Regions from separate parts of the Homo sapiens genome. Here region 2 is linked to region 1. Evidence: chromatin loops called from intact Hi-C (ENCODE). Cell type or tissue: heart right ventricle. All regions are shown on one strand. Each heading gives the region's core, and the rest is flanking DNA. Links, peaks and the distances in the headings are about the cores only. Region 1 holds the start of GPR50 (G protein-coupled receptor 50). Region 2 has its middle 37 kb from the start of VMA21.

Region 1 (8,499 bases), core at 130-8,129:
TTGTTTTTAGGAAGGAGGCTGGAGAGTGGGGGGCAAGGAGAGACACTGGAGGGATGTCAGGAAGCCTCAAACTAAAAAAATTAAAAATAATTAAATAATTAGAAAAAGATAAATTAGCCATCTCCCTCCTATAGCCTAGCATTGCATTTATAATAAACACATTACTAGAGAGAAGATTCTGAGAAAAGGCATTAGAGGCCATCTTCTTAAACAGTCTTTTCCGATGGGATCAAGCAGTAACCTAAAACCTTGCCAAGTCAAATACTTACCGTTCCGAGGTAACCTAAGAGTGAAAACTGAGGGGAAGCAGGGAAGCCCTGTAAAATTTAGTCTGAGACCAAAGAAGTAGTGAGAGGGCGGGCGGGAAGGGTGGCGCGAGGTGGGCGGGGGTGGGGGGGAGGAGAAAAAATCCTGCAAGGATTAGCAGAAGTGCCTGTTTCAGTTACATGCCGCGTCCACGTCCACGCGCAGAGCCGCGCACTGGCACATTCAGCGCCCTGCACAGAGCTCCCAGCGCCGGGCACTGAACTTTACTGGAGCCTTCAGGTTAAACAGGATAGAGAAGAAGGGTCACCCCCACTCCGGTCTTGTAGGGCTGAGGTGGGAACTTTTTTGTAAAACCTTTCACAAAAAAGAGAAGGAAGAGGCCAGGTGCAGGCGCAGAGCCCTCTTTCTTTGGAGACACCTCGTTGCTAATTAGCATTGGTTTGGCAAAATATTGCACTTCATCTTGGACTAGGAGAAAATGAGCGCTTTTGAAAAGGGCAAAGGTATGGCTCCTTCTTCCTCCTTCCTCCAGCGCTGTCAGCACTCGGCCTCAGCACTTTCTACCGAAGAGGTTCTTTCTATGGTTTTCCGGCAGAGTAATGAATTCAGGGAAATACAGCCGAAAAGAGAAGGGGCAAAGCCTTAAAAACAAAACCACAACAACCATAAAAGCCTTTATTTGAATTATAGAAGGAAGGAAGGAGAAGGAGAAAAAGAAAGAAAAGAAATCTAAAGGGAATAAAATGGGCTTCGCAGGTCGCCCCCAGGATTCCGTGGGTTTGCACCTCGGGACCGCACCGCGGGGGTGAAGGTGAAGACCTAGTGTATGGCCCCACGATTCCAGGAGACGAAGGAGAAATCGGAGACACCCACCAGACTTTGTAAGAAAACTTTTAATGACTGTGTGCCAGTCAGTGCGTTTTTAAACTTGTTCAGTGTTCGTGACTCCTTGCCCAAGCAAAGTAATCCCCCAGACCCCGGCCGCCACCTCTCCCCCACGCCCTGCCCGGGAGAATCCAGCTGGTCTCCCCACCCTCTCAGACCCCCTTCGGTCCCCACTCCTAGCCCCAGCCGATCGAGAATCTGGCGGTGGAAATTCCAGGCGCCGCCCCTCCCTCCCCCGGCCTGAACTCGGAGTTTGGGCGCCTTTGCCCCTTCCCCTCCCTTCCAGAGCCCTCTCCCGCCCAACCTGTAAGCCGGACTAGCTGCTCTGCAGTGTCTGCCGCCCCCACCCCCAGCACAGGTCGCAGCGCCCGGCATCCTCCCACGCTTCCCTCCTGCCCTGCTCGCCGCCGGCCCCCGGCCCCCGGCCTCCTCCCGCTCGGCAGTGGCTAGCAGCGGGGGAAGTCCCGCCTGCGGCTCCCAGACCCCAGCCCTTTGCAGCCTCTCTGAGTCCCCCATCGCCGCCTCTGAGCTCTCCCGTCGCCCTCCCGCCAATCCCTACTCGGTTTTGCTGCCTTCTATCCCTCCACCCCCAGCAACGCCCAGCTCCCAAGCCTCTTGGCCGGCCCGCCCTGCGACCCCCCAGTTCCCCGCTTACGGACCTTGGGATCTCCGCTGCCGCCGCCGTCGCTGCCACCGCCTGCTGTGCCCGACCCGCCGCTTGCCTCTCTCTGCCGTTCGCCCTGGGACGGGCGGACGGAGCTCGGCTCCGGCGGGCTCAGACCTCCCTGCTCGATTCTCGGGCGCGGGGGTCTGTGCTCCGCCGCCCGGGATCTGCCCGGGAGCCGTCCTGGAGCCCCAGGGCCGCGGCGAGCGGGCTCTTGGCCCGGCTAGGGAGAGGCCACTGCGTTGCGCTCTGGTAAGGGCCGCCGCGGCCGCCGCGAACTTAACTTTCACAGAGCAGGTCGCAGCCCCGCTGCTCCCTCCGCGTCAGTTCGGTCCGCGCTGCCTCAGCGCGGCCGCCCTTGCGGCGTCCGGCTCGGCTTGCTGTCCCCGGGCGAATCGCCTGACTCTCCCGCTCGGGTGCCGGCTCCCTCCGCATCAGGCCCCGACGGGACAGGGATCCTCGGGCTGCCGCGCACCACGGGAACGCTTTGTACTTGGATGCCCAAAGCTAATTCTCTGTGCTCTCTCGGCCTTGAGAACCTCCACGTTTAGAGGGCCGGGACAGAATACTACCACCCCCAGGCTTGCGGGGAATTTGGGAGCAGGGATGTTCAATATGAGGGCACTGTCCATAGATTCTCTATTCGGGGAGCTCAAAAACTAACGCCCTAGGGGTTGCAAGTCTCTGCACACTGGGTAGGGAGAAGAAGGGGTGGCTTACCAGAATTCCGGAGCTTCTTGTTCTTCGTCACAGCCAAAATGACCATGGAGTTGCCGATTAGGTCTACAACGATGGTGATAACCATCGCGCAGAACATAAAGATGATTAGAGCCGGTGGGTATTCTGGCTGGGGTAGCTTACAGCCAATACAGCCATAGGGGGTGGGAACCGCTAGGGTGGGCCCCATGTTGCTCCTGGGGATCGTTAAGATCTCCCAGCAGGCTCAGGATCAGCAGCCAGGTCCAGACAGCAAACACCTGTTCTGTCACCAGGAGCTCCAGGAAAGCGTGCCTCCCTCTCTGAGAGTCAGAGAGCAAATGACAGCATCCCGCCCCTCTCCGATGAGCTTTTAAAGCCTCAAGAGGCGGCTAGCCCCACCCCAAATCCCTCCCCCCGACCAATCAGACCTCCCTGAATACCCCCCCCTTGGCTACCCCCTCTTATTGGACAAATCCACATTGAGGTGTCATCTTGCTTCCGACTGCCTTGTATGTACTTCCTCTCTAGCCAGCCTGCCCTGCCTCTCAATCTCCCAGGTACCTTGCAAGCATCATGACTAGCTCGGAGTCCACCCCACACCCCCTCCACCAGCCCCTGTGCATTCGTTTCTAGCAAGTTCTTCTCCCTCTCTCCTCCAGTGCAAACACCTGGCAAAGAGATGTAGATTGCAGAGCCGGAGCACAGAGTCTTTCATAGGATCCAGTGCTAGACCAAGCCAGTCCACAGCCCCCAGCAGGGTATAGGGGATAGCCGGTGGCCCCTTGAACGCTAGATGCTTGCCTCTGCAAGTATCCTTGTGAGGTCCATCCCACGCCCCATGCCCTTGCCTGTCTAGAGCCTTCTGTGTCCCGCGGGGAACAGGGGACTACTGCTGGGAGCTCCCACCCCCAATCTGGGTCCCTAATCCCTAGGGAACTTAACCCCGCTCCCTTTCTCGCCAGGAGCCTCTTGGCTCCCTTAGCGGCAGCTGCGAGTAGCCGCTCAGTCCGGTCCAGGTCTTGCACTCTCCATAAAGAGATGTACCCTGCGCCCGACTCTGGAAGTGGGGAGCGGGTCTGCACCCTGGGACCTAGGGAAGGCATTGGTGGCCACTCGGTCCTCAGTTTGGGGGCGAACGGGAGCGGGAGCTCGTCTCCTTTCCAGCTGCCGGCAGCCAGGCGGCGGAAGCCAAGGGACGCTTTGGGAAAAAGTAAAACAGGCAATAAAGCTCTTCTCTTGGGTCCCCGCTTCTCAAGGAAACTCAGGACGAGAGGCTCTGACGCCTCTCCCTCTCGGGATGCTCGGCATTCTCTACTGAGCGGCACGGGGCAGTCAGGAAGGCTGAAGGAGCTGCGCCGCAGCCGCGGGAAAGGTGCGGAGGTGTCACGCGGCTAAACCAAGAAGCCTCTGGCTGACCGGCGATCCCTGCCTCAGTCAGGATTCCTCTCGGTCTTTCTCCTTTCCCATGCCCTTCTGGGGTTCTCGTTTCGACCCCATCCCTCTCAGGCCTCCCCCCTCGCCCTCCACACCGCGGATCTCTGTCCCCGTGCGTCACAGTTCCCCTGCGGTGCGCCCAGGATCTCGCTCCGCGGGGACCACGGAAAATTCGAATATTCGGGCAAAACTAAAGGGGCGTGATTCGGACACTCGTTCCCTCAATAACCTTGGTCACGGGAATGGATTTCTGCCGGCTACTAAAAGTTACGGCTCCTGTCGAGAAGCCTTTCAAAATCTCAGTAAACACCTTGAAACTTGTTCCAGACTAGTCTTCTTGCCACAGTAGGGGAGAGGGGTTGCACTGGCCGGGAGCGCCATCGTCTGGACACAGCAGCCCTCTTGCCCCGGGGTGGGTGGGGGGACGGACAAGGCGGGGTAGGTAGTAGGGGCCTGTTACGCGACGAACTTCAACATTCAGATACCTTTAACGAAAAAAACAGACACTGTTGAAAACCAAGATTGCACACACTGTCTCTAGCTATAAAGCCTAAACTGGAAATGTGTCTCCTTGTTTGAAAATGAAGCCCCCACCCCAATCCTGCGGCTTTCGCGTCTGTGAACTGAATCCGGCGCGAATTACAATCTCCCGCCTGGAGGCTTTTCACATTCATTATCTCACTGCCCCTCGCTGGCTGGAACTCCCGGCCGCGCGCGCTCGCATTTTTTTCCGTAAGTGCAGACAGTGAAGGGGCTCCGCTGTCCTCCCCACACAGCTGTGCGCCCTGTAAAGAGGCTGTCAGTCAAAAGCCCGTCCGCGCAGTGGAGTATTTTGTAGGATGCACATCAGGCTGTTCTTGCTGGTTCCCCGAGAGTTTGGATCCCTTCACTTGTGGGAAGGGGCGATTTTGAATTCAAATAAGTAAACAAAATACATTTGAAGGAAAAAACGAAACACACCTTCTAGTGACTTAAGACACTAGACTCCCCCTGCCCCAAACAAACCTGTAAGGAGAGCTTGCAAACCTTGCAGGCATTGCTACACTCCAGTGTACTGCACTTCTGAGATGAGGTGGCTAGAGCCCCCGGGAATTCCCCGCGGATGTGGCCTGAACATCCCTGGGATTGAGGAGCAGGCAGGAGAGCAAGGGTGAGCTGACTCCCTGGCCCCTACCCCTGCTTGGACACTACTTGACTGTGACCTGGTGGGACTTGGTTTTTCAATACTAGACAAGTGGAAAAGGTGAATATTTTAATGATCTAGGGGGACAGAATTATGTATCCGGTTAAAATAATTTTCTTATTTTTATGAACTCGTCTTAATAAAGATTCTGAACATGGCCCCAGTACTAAGAAAATCAGATATTGACAAAAAAATTAGCCGGGCGTGGTGGCGGGCGCCTGTAGTCCCAGCTACTAGGGAGGCTGAAGCAGGAGAATGGCGTGAACCCGGGAGGTGGAGCTTATAGTGAGCCGAGATCCCGCCACTGCACTCCAGCCTGGGCGACAAAGCAAGACCCCGTCTCAAAAAAAAAAAGAAAAAAGAAAATCAGATATTGAATCAGTTATAAGGATACATATGAGGGAGAAAATCGGTCCCTGTTTGCAAAGGCAAAACAAGTCTCGTGCAGTAAGTTCAATTGCTTTGGAAGAGTTAAGGGGGAGTCCTTTATTGGATAGAGTGTAATGTGCATGGTTTAAGATTCCACTGGATTTTTAATTAAGTCTCTTTCTAAAAGGCTTGTTAGGAAGCCCTAAATAACTGGAGTGGACATAAACCCTTTATTTGAGATTTTAAAGCTATTAAGATATCCAATCCAAATAGAGGAAACCTGGAATATTCCCAGAGGAATGAGAGGGCAAGTGAGCAGTTTCTGCTCAGGAATGGGTAATCCTTCTGAGCACATGAGGGTACTGCCTGCATCTTCAGTTCCCTGATTTACATCGGCAATGATGGAAGGTTACCTTTTATCAAACGTTCTAAGCTCTCTGTTTAACCCTCCAGCACTATAATAATGCCTTGCTTGTAACTAGTGAGTACAGTTTTAAATAAGCATATTATAGTTTTCAAAAGTTCATTGGGAAAATGTTTTCTCACAATGTCATTAAATAGATAAGAAAACTGAGGCCCCAGAGAGGTGAAAGAACTTGTCCAAGGTCATGCCAAGGCTTAAATCCAGGCTGGATTCCCTCTCAGCTCAAGGTCTTTCTCCCACAACCCAGCTTCATCAGACAGTGGTTTTTGTTTGTTTGTTTGTTTTGTTTGTTCGCTTGTTTTTGTTTTTTTGTTGTTGTTTTTGTTTTTGTTTTTTTGAGATGGAGTCTTGCTCTGTCGCCCAGGCTGGAGTGCAGTGGCGCGATCTCGGCTCACTGCAAGCTCTGCCTCCTGGGTTCACGCCATTCTCCTGCCTCAGCCTCCCGAGTAGCTCTGGGACTACAGGCACCTGCCAACACGCCCAGCTAATTTTTTGTATTTTTAGTAGAGGCGGGGTTTCACAATGTTAGCCAGGATGGTCTCGATCTCCTGATCTTGTGATCCGCCCGTCTCCGCCCCTCAAAGTGCTGGGATTACAGGTGTGAGCCACCGCGTCCGGCCAAGACGGTGTTTTGCTCTGGGTCTTAATAGTGTGGACTTTGTGTTCTCTTTTTTGTTGCTGTTGTTCTGGTTTTTGTTTGTTTGCCTGTTTTTATTGAGATGTAATTCATATACCTCATATACCATAATATTCACCCTTTAAAGTGTAGAATTCAGTAGTTTTTTGTATATACACAAAGTTGTGCAATCATCATCACTATCTAATTTCAGAACATTTTCAACACCCCAAAAAGAACCCTCATACCAATTAGTAGTCACTCCAGACTCCCCGCCACCTTCCAGCTCCTAGAAACCATAAATCTGCTTTCACTTTCTATGGACTTGCCTATTCTGGACATTTCACCAAAACAGAATCTCACAATATGTGGCCTTTGCATCTGGCTTTTTTCCCTTAGCATAATGTTTTCAGGTTCATCAATGTAGTAGCATAGGTCAACACTTCATTCCTTTTTATGGCTGAATAATATTCCATTGTATAGATACACCACATTTCATTTACTCATTCATTGGTGGATGCTTGAGTTCTTTCCACTTTTGACTATTGTGAATAATGCTGCTATGAACATTTTGGGCTCTCTTTTAGCCCCAAGCAACCCTGGTCCAAGTTAGACAGGCAGAGGGCCTCTTAGTGCCAGCTCACACCTCCCGTCTCCCCCAGGTGGAGCTGGACAGCCAGCCAAGGCCTGTTCCAAGCACTCCAACTTTCTCTGGCCAATGCTTCTCTCAATTTATTAGATCATTTGTTAAAGCTACATGGGACCATTGGTTGATACTCTAATGTATAAGACTAGCAAAATGAGAATTTGATGCAAACCCAATAAGAATGAAAATGTCTTTCAGCTTGAATACAAGCAGAACATTCTCAATTTGTTTCCACATGTTTGGAGACAACTACCTCTTCATAGGAAGTTACATAGGAGCCTCTTGGCTGCTTCACCCATCCAGGCCCTGCCCCTCCTGCTCCTCCCATCCCAGCAGCTTAATGAAGTGGGACTACATTTGACTCAATTCTTGAAAGTAAAAACAAGCCCAGAACCCAGCTTTACTACTAGTCAGATATGTGACCTTGGGCAAGTTACTTAGCGTCTCTGTGTCTCAGCCACCTCACTATAAAATGCAGATAATCACAGTGCCTCATCATAGGGTTGATAGGAAAGTTAAATGAGATAATGCATATAAGCACTGAGAACACTACCCAGAACAGAAAAAGCATTCAAAAACCACTGGCTATTATCATGATTATTATCCTGAAAGTTTCTAATACTCTGTCTAGACTCTACTCTGTTGCACTTCCATTGAGAACAGGGGCTCTCTGCGATATCAGGAGACTCTGCACCTAGCACACCCAGGCTCCAATTCCTGGCAGAAGCCAACCAATGGGCACACACTAGCATCCCAGGCCCCTGTGAGTGTGTCAGATGGAAAGGGACATACAGAGTGACTTGCCTTTTCACTGCCCCCCACAACCCCCGAGATGCTTCACTGACACAGTTTGTATCTTTTTCCACAAGAAAGAACAATCAAATTCCTTTACATCGTTTCAGTATGAAAGTAGGAAGTATGGTTGGCCTAGAAATAGGTGAGATCCCAAGTGCATAGGTGGCTGGGAGAGCTCAGGCAGGAGAAACTGGGTTTCAACGGAGCGTGGGGCCAGTCCAGGCTAAGGGAGCTCTGGTTCCAGGTCGAAAGTGGGGCCAAGACTCCAATGGTAAGGTTGAATCTTCAAAGGAACTGAGTAGGGATTTAGGCAGGAATGAAGTCATTGGAACCGAGAACAAGCCAAGTCACAACATTAGCCAACTCAAGAGCAGTTTGGGACAGGTACTGATTTTTTTCCTAATCAGACTGCGTCTGGTCACATTTACTTTACCAACTTGGAGACACCGTTCACATTTGTGAAATGAACAGAGAGAATGATTGTCCTCTCCAAATCCCCCAGGCTTAATTCATCATG
Region 2 (8,499 bases), core at 235-8,234, 190 kb before region 1:
ATTCAATGCAATCTCTATCAAAATCCTAACAGCATTTTTCACAGACTAGAAAAAGCAATTCTAAAATCCCTATGGAACCACAAAAAAAACCTGAATAGGCAAAGCAATCCTGGGAAAGATGAACAAAGCTGGAGGCACCACACTCCCTAATTTCAAAGTATACTAAAAGCTATAGAAATCAAAACAGCATGGTCCTGGCACAAAAACAGACATAGACTATTCATGAATTGAGAGCCCAGAAATAAATCCACCCATAGACAGTCAACTAGTATTTGACAAGAGTGCCAAGAATACACAATGAGGAAAGGATAGTCTCGTCAATAAATGGTGTTGAAAAAACTGAATGTCCACATGCAGAGAAAAAAACTGGACCACGATTTACATCACTCACAAAACTGAATTCAAAATGGATTAAAGACCTCAATGTAAGACCTGACACTATAAAATTCCCAGAATAAAACATAAGAGAAAAGCTCTTTCACACTGGTCTTGCCAGTGATTTTTTTTTTTTTTTGGATATGACATCAAAAGCACAAACAACAAAAGCAAAAATAGACAAGTGGGAGTACATTAAGCTGAAAAGCTTCTGCACAGCAAAGGGAACAACAAAATGTACAGGCAACCTATGGAATGGGAGAAAATATTTGCAAACCATATATCTGATAATGGATTAATATCCAAAATATATATGGAACACATACAACTCAATAGCAAAAATAAATACTCTCATAAATAATCTGATTTTAAAATGAGTTAAAAAAAACTTGAATAGATATTTTTCCAAAGAAGACTTACACATGCCCCATAGGTGCATGAAAAGGTGCTCAACATCAGTAATCATAAGGAAAATGCAAATCAAAGCTAAAATGAAATATCACCTCATACGTGTTACGATGATATTCTCAAAAAGACAAGAGATAATAAGTGTTGTCAAGGATGTGGAGAAAAGGGAACCCTTCTGCACTGTTGGTCGGAATGTAAATTGGTACAGCCACTATGGAAAATAGTATCGAAGTTTCTTAAATTAAAAATAGAATCATATGATCGAACACTTCTACTTCTGGGTATAGATCCAAAGGAATGAATTCAGTACCTCAAAGAGATATCTGCACTCCCATGTTTGTTTCAGCATTATTCACAGTAGCCAAGGAGGGAAAAAACAAAATTTCTGTCGACAGAAGAATGGATTTAAAAAAATGTGAAACACACACATACACACACCATACACACACACAGAGAGAATATTGTTCAGACATTAAAAAAGGAAATCCTGTTATTTGGAACAATATGGATGAAACTTGACCGCGTTATGCTAAGTGCAATAAGTCAGACAGAGAAATATAACTATTGTGTAATCTCACTCATATGTGGAATCTAAAAAAGCCAGATTCATAGAAACTGAGAGTAGAATGGTGGTGATGGGGGCTGGCTGGTGGGGGAATTGAACAGATGTTGGTCAAAGGGTACAAACTTTCAGTTTGAAGGTGGATTAACTTCTGGGGATCTAATGTACATCTTGGTGACTATAGTTACTAATATTATATTATATACTTGAAATTTGATTAGAGAATAGATCTTTTTTTTTTTTTTTTTTTTTTGAAATGGAGTCTTGCTCTGTCGCCCGGGCTGAAGTGCAGTGGCGCAATCTCGGCTCACTGCAACCTCTGCCTCCCGGATTCAAGTGATTCTCCTGCCTCAGCCTCCTGAGTAGCTGAGATTACAGGCACGCACCACTACGCCTGGCTAATTTTTGTAATTTTAGTAGAGACGGGGTTTCACCATGTTGGTCAGGCTGGTCTCGAACTCTGACCTCGTGATCCACTCGCCTCAGCCTCCCAAAGTGCTGGGATTACAGGCGCGAGCCACCATGCCTGGCCAGAGAATGGATCTTAAAAGTTCTCACCACACACACACACACACACACACACACACACACACACACACACACACACAAAATGTGAGGTAATGGGTGCGTTAACCACTTTTATTGTAGTAATCATTTTACAATATATATGTATATCAAATCATCATGTTGTACATCTTAAATTTATACAATTTTAGTTGGCGATTACACTCAATAAAGCTGGAAAAATGGAAAAAACAAAGAATAAATACAAATGGTTAATAAATATAGGTGAAAAGCAAAAGAAAGAAGTGGTTTGTTTCACTTCCATAATTGTTGTTATGATTGATTTTGCTTCTAAGTTTTACTGTTTTCTTGTGTAAATGTCATTAGAGTCCCAGATAGAACTTCTGCTCTGACATGGCCTCCTCTCCAAGCCTGGTGACCTGGACTGGAAAAGCCCGTCAGAAGTCCCAAGATCCCCGGGATTTTTTTGTTTAATCATGGAGCAAGTGAGACTTTTTCTGCATCTCATCAAACCCTGACAGCTTTCTAGAATCAAATCTATCTCCCAAGTAGAAAAAGCCCCAAATCCACATGAAAGTGAAGGTGAACAAACAATATCATTTCACTCTCTTCCTTCTTTTCTCCCTCTTTCTTTTTTTGTTTTTTCCAACAAAACATTTTTTTATATTTTCATTACACAAATGGTACGTATCAATGTAGATAAATCAGAAAGTAAAGATTTGAATATATCTGTACAAGGTAATAATATGCAGCTGTTGAAAAGCATATTTTTTTAAAAAACATAAGGCAGATCTATGTGTATTGACATAGAAAGATGTTCATGACATACTATTTAGTGAAAAAAGCAGGTTACAGCACAGTGTATACAGTGTGATCCTATTTATATTAAAATATACACATGCATATATGTTTATATGTGCATACAAATGTCTGGAAAATATATATACCAACCTGTTCACAATGGTCCTCTCTGGGGAATGGGGTGGTCAGAGGGAAAGCCTCTATATACTTTTGTTGGGTTTGAATTTTTACGACAAGCCTGTATTATTCTTATAATTAAAAAAAAATTCTAAGAAAGTAAAAGAAAAAGTAAAGGCAAGAAAAGAGCCAGTATGGATATTTCTATGTTGAAATAAAAATATCAATAAGCCAAAAAAAGTAAAAAAGGCAATGCATAATCTCTATTCCCTCTCAAGGCAATCATTGTTAATATTGTGCTGCATGACTCAATCTGTTTTTATCCATGTAATATATACATCATTTTTATTTACATAAAATAAATTATATTATACATACAATTTTCTTGTAACTTGTGTTTCTCACCTAGTGATATCTCATGAACACCTTTCCAAGTTGATGAGAAGACACCTATCTTATTATTTTAAATAAATGTATATTTACTTAGGTTGTTTCCTTTTTATACCCTTATTAAAAACAAGACTACTGCAAACATCCCTGACCAGTTATATCTTTCCACACATTGTGTCTTTAGGATAAGTTTTTTAAAGTGACACTGCTGAGCACAGAGATGTGCAATATTTGTTAAGGCTTTTACTCCATGACACCAAGTTGCCTTCCAGAAAAGCCTTGCCACCGCTCCCTCCCATAGCCGTGTGTCGGCAGGCCTGATCTCTGCTTTATCTGTCCCCTCCATGAGTTAGTTCTCGTTGAAATTTTTGTTCATTTGGTAGTTGAAAACAATATAATCTCTGTGTGGTTTTAATTAGCATTCCCTTGATTACTACTAAGGCCGAACATTTCTTAATGTTCCTAGTAATCTGTTTGTCTTTTCATGAATTGCTTGTTCATGCATTTTTCCTATCTTCCCACTGGAGCGTTTGTCTTTTTCCTATTGATTTGTAAAAGCTCCCTATATATTAAGGATATTAGTCACTGTCTTTCAGATGTGTGGTCATTTTCCAAGTACATTATTTTGGCTTTTAAGTTTATCAATAGTTTTTTTTTTTAATGCACAAAAGATTTTAAATTTTGAGTCAAATTTATCAGTCTTTTTCCTTTATAGTTTCTGTGCTTGGTATTATATTTGGAATATCCTCCCCACTCCAAGCCTATACAAATAGGTACCAATATTTTCTTCTAGTATGACATTGCACTCTTCAATCCACCAGGATGTAATTTGAGGGCATGGTGCAAGGTGGAAGTTTCAATGTCCTTTTTAGAAATGGCTAGCTAGCTGTCCCAACAATCTCACTGATGGTCCCTTCACTTCGGTTCTGTTGGGAATGCTATCTTTATCTCATCTACTGAACAACTCTTGCACTGGGGTATGTTGCAGGACTTGCTCTCCTGTTTCTGCCATTTGGTTAAGACTAGAGGTTTGGAGGCAGCTCTTGGGTTTCTCCAGAGCTGTGAGTCACACTGGCCCTAAGTGTGTGCACTAGGGGTGGAGAGGTAGCTACAGGAGACAGGCTCCGAGGGGGTTGAATGTACAGCCATACATCCAGAAATGAACTTCTCCAAATGTAGCTCACCCTGGTACCAAACCTCCAAAGTGCTAGCCATTGCCCAGCTAGCCCCCAAAGCCCGCAGAGACAAAAACTCTCTCCTCTGGCTGGCGCTGGAAGCCTCTAGGTGGCACTGCGGAGCCGTTCTGTGCCGCCTGGAGGGCACAGGCTGGGATACGCTCCGGGGCTCTTTGGGCACCCTGGTCGTCGTGGGGCTCCAGGAACCTGGGCAATGGGATGCAGGGAGAGGTTGCTGGTGGTGAGGACACCAGCTTGGTTTCGCCGCAGTCCTTGGCACGGAACTACACGCCGCCTTCTTTAAAAGGGCAGGTGTGGCTGAGGCTCCACGGACAAGGCCATCATGAAGGAGTCACAGCCGAGGCTCTTTATAAATCACCCCAACAGCAGCAGGAAGGACAGTTCGCTGGCTAGTTCGCCTGCCAGCTGACCTTGAGAACTAGGCCAGACAGGCGAAGGGCGGGGCGCCGGAAAGGGCTGGGATTGGTAAGGACACTCAGCAGATGCTCTTTCAGGTGCTCAAGGCAGTGCCTCTGTCTTCACAATTTGTGTTAGATAAGGTCTTTCACAGCCAGGACCGCCTGGGGGTAAGGCAGCTCCAAGCAAAATCATCTCCATTTTCTACATGTCTAAGGAGAGACCTTGGTACACAGCTCAAGAACAGTTTGTTCAACGAACAAGTGGGAAAAACTCTTGTAGGAACTTAAGCAAGTTTCTGTCCCTCTCTGATACTGTCTTTTCTTACCGGACAACTATAAAGTCATGCCAAATATGAGGATTTAAAAACAGGATTGTGCTGTGAGTGCATCCAACTGAGGCTCAGGGAAAAGCATTCCAGTTGGGAAGATCTAGCATGTTCTCAGGAGTGTATCCAGGCACAGGTTTCAGTGTGGCTGGCAGTCTAGGGTGCATGTTAGCAAGGGGTGGGAAGCAGGCTAGGAGAAGAAGGCGGGAGTCTGATCCATGCTGGATGCAGGGTTCAGGGGCTTGCTCCGCCTTCAGGTCCCAGTAAGGGCTGACAGCAGGAAAGAGCAGATTAGTCCTCTCTTTGCAAAATGCTTTGAAAGGTTGCCTCTGGCTGCAGCAGGGAAAGTGTGTTGGGAGGCGGGAGGTGCAGGGGTAAGAGCAGCTGGAGGCTGTTGCTGCCCTCCAGGCAGGAGATGAAGGTAGCTCTCCTTGGACTTGAGATATACTTTGGAGGTAGCCCTAGGATTTATTGATTGATAGAATTTGTAGGGTAAGGAAAAGAGAAGCATTAAGGATGGAATCTAGATTTTGTCCCAAATGTGGCAATCTCTCTCTCTCTCTCTCTCTCTCTCTCTCTCTCTCTCTGTCTCCATATAAGTATATGTGTAAAATAGTAAAATACGTATATTTTAATGTGAAAGAATAAATCAAAAAGTAACAAAAATGTGCTGCCTGTAGGTGAAGAGAAAGAGAGAATAGAGAATGGGGAGAGGAAACAGAGATGGAAGCTAAATTTCTTTTGTTTTATACTTTGGAACTTACAGCCATTTAATATTTCATACAATTTAAAAACAAAATCAAATCAAAGAGAAAAAAACAATCCCATAAAGCTGAAAACAAATTCAAATAAATGAATCTTTCTGTATATCAAGTTGATGGCATAATCATACAAAACAGAATAATTTGAAGACTTTTGAAACATAGTGTTTTGACTGTATATCCCTGGTGGAATATATATTGAAGACAAACAGAAAGAAATGTTAAATTACATTTAGTTTTTTGTTAGTAGTTATGATGGTATTGTTATTTCAGCACACATAATATTAGAATAAAACAAATGATATATATGTTAATGCCATTAGGAAAAATGATTTTCAGCATAAGAGAAAAATGATATCCATTACAGATAAAAGATATTAAGTAAAATGCACTATAGTCTTTTTCATTAATTGAAATTTTCAGTATGAACTCCTTAGTTTTTGCTCTCCAAAAGGTGTAATTTTTCTAGCTCTGTCCACTGAAAAGACAAAGATATAATGCAAGCCAGTAATAAAGAACATTCCTAATGCCCAGCTAGTGGTCTTTAAATACTATTTCTCATTGAAACACGCCAGAGCTCCTTGAAAATGGTTTATTCCAGGTCTCTGGAAGAAAATATGCAAGATGAGCTGAAGATCTATTGTGCTGCCTAAAATTACCAAATATTACTAGAGTCAAGGCTAAATGACATAGGAGGAAATTTACTGATAAAGCCAGAATTCCTTTTTGCAGACAGACCTTTTTTGCTGAGAACAACTAGAATAGCTAAACAAGATTTGGGGGGAAAAAATACATTTGAAGACAGTAGGGAGCTACCAATGCAGCAAGGACTAAAGAGACCAAGATGCCAGAAAAGAAGGGAGACAGAGAGGTGAGCCTGACATTTGACACAACTTTTCTACTAAAAGCTTTTGCCAATTCCAAGCAGTGGCTAAGAGGCCAGGGGGCTGAGTAGATTTCCACAGTCTTTTGAGGTTGGAGGGACGAACATTGGCAATTAGGGCCCACCAAGGAGCAGATCTTGTAAACAGGTTTTAGGTTGGGATCCCTTAAAGGGCTACAACTAGGATTAGGAGTGAAGAAGAAAGTTACTAATTCTTGCAAAGATTGAAGCCCAGCCTTGAATAAGCTCACGATTTCCTTAGATTTAGGTGATCTGCTCCTACCCTTATTACCTGTGAGAAGGCAGAGTAAATTCTCTTCAAGAAGACATCGTCTGGCTCCTCAGATTATCTTTTGATATATGCATAAACAAAGTCTAGTATTTAATTAAAAATTATCAAGCATACCAGGAAACAAAATCACATGTCCCAAAACCAAGAGAAAAAAATAAATGATAAAATCTTATCCATACAAGATACAGCTTTTAGACTTGTCAGACATGGGCTTTAAAATAACTATGATTAGTAGGTTCCAGAAATCACATGGCTAATTAAAGATTATCAGGAGAGAACTAGGAGTCATATAGAAAAATTAAATGGAAATTCCAGTACTGAAAGATAAAGTAACTGAAAAAACTGTTTGATATATGAGTTTAGCAGCAGATTAGACATAGCTGAAGGAAGGTCAATAAGCTGGAAGATAAGTTAAAAGAAAAAAATCATACCGAAACATGGGCAAGAAGAGGCTGAAAAGTACAGAGAGGTGTATAAAAGACACATGGGCGACAGTTAAAAGTTATGTATATTGGCTTATGTCAGGTGGATAGCCTGCATTCACTCACCTCTTAATTAATTGTGGGAAATTCCTTGAAGAATTCAAGACTCTCCTTCCTATGTACTGTCTTAAGGGAAATTGTCGTCAATGAACTCCTATGATAATTCCGTCATTCCATGGTGTAAGAGGATTGCAGTCTGCATGCACGGAATTAAAATTGGAAGCAAGTATTGACATCAAGTGGAAATAATAATCTTGAAAGAAAAGAAGAAAGAAGGAAGGAAGGAAGAAAGGAAGGGACGGAGGGAAGAGGGAATGAGAAATAAAAGAAAAAAGAGAGGAAGGGACAAAGGAGAAAGGGAGAAAAGAAGGAAGAGAAGCTGGGAGGAAGGGAGGGTGGGAGAAAATGGGAGGAAGGGAGGGTGGGAGAAAATGGGAGGAAGGGAGGAAATAAGCAAACCCATCTGCTGCAGTACAGCATCTACCAGCTGGAACACAAGACACAGGCACTTTTTTTTTTTCATAAGTTCTGGGATACATGTGCAGACTGTGCAGGTTTGTTACATCGGTATACATGTGCCATGGTGGTTTGCTGCACCTGACAACCCGTCATATAAGTTTTAAGCCCCACATACATAAGGTATTTGTCCTAATGCTCTCCCTCCCCTTGCCTCCCATCCCCCGACAGGCCCCAGTGTGTGTTGTTCCCCTCCCTGTGTCCAAGTGTTTTCATTGTTCAACTCCCACTTATGGGTGAGAACATGTGGTGTTTGGTTTTCTGTTCCTGTGTTAGTTTGCTGAGGATGATGGCTTCCAGCTTCATCCATGTCCCTGCAAAGGACACGATCTCATTCTTTTTTATGACTGCATAGTATTCCATGGAGTATATGTACCCCATTTTCTTTATCCAGTCTATCATTGATGGGGATTTGGGTCGGTTCCGTGTCTTTGCTATTGTAAATAGTGCTGCAATAAACATATGTG

What was found. A loop is a pair of places that touch in the nucleus more often than their neighbours do. Peaks named below come from ENCODE experiments on the same cell type or tissue, not always from the same donor. Only the 100,000 strongest peaks of a DNase experiment are listed, where the experiment ranks them.
Region 2: it touches region 1 in a loop (2.8-fold over the local background); 2 of 110 quality-filtered maps call a loop at or near these places.

What each region holds. Positions count from the first base shown.
Region 1 is chrX:151,170,946-151,179,444 of GRCh38, reverse strand. GPR50 (G protein-coupled receptor 50) reads right to left here and starts at 2,861. Exons shown (of 2, transcript NM_004224.3): 1 at 2,537-2,861. The coding sequence starts at 2,723. It overlaps GPR50-AS1 (GPR50 antisense RNA 1), which reads left to right and starts at 1,609. Exons shown (of 3, transcript NR_135300.1): 1 at 1,609-2,068; 2 at 2,570-2,650; 3 at 3,175-4,247. RefSeq lists enhancers at 3,228-4,196, 4,197-5,166. In heart right ventricle, for the core only: no CTCF peak of the experiment used is centred there; no DNase peak of the experiment used is centred there; H3K4me3 peaks cover 557 bases; H3K27me3 peaks cover 5,211 bases.
Region 2 is chrX:151,356,404-151,364,902 of GRCh38, reverse strand. No RefSeq gene overlaps it. Among named protein-coding and RNA genes, the nearest start is that of VMA21, 37 kb to the left of the region's middle. In heart right ventricle, for the core only: a CTCF peak has its summit at 4,462 (motif pointing right); no DNase peak of the experiment used is centred there.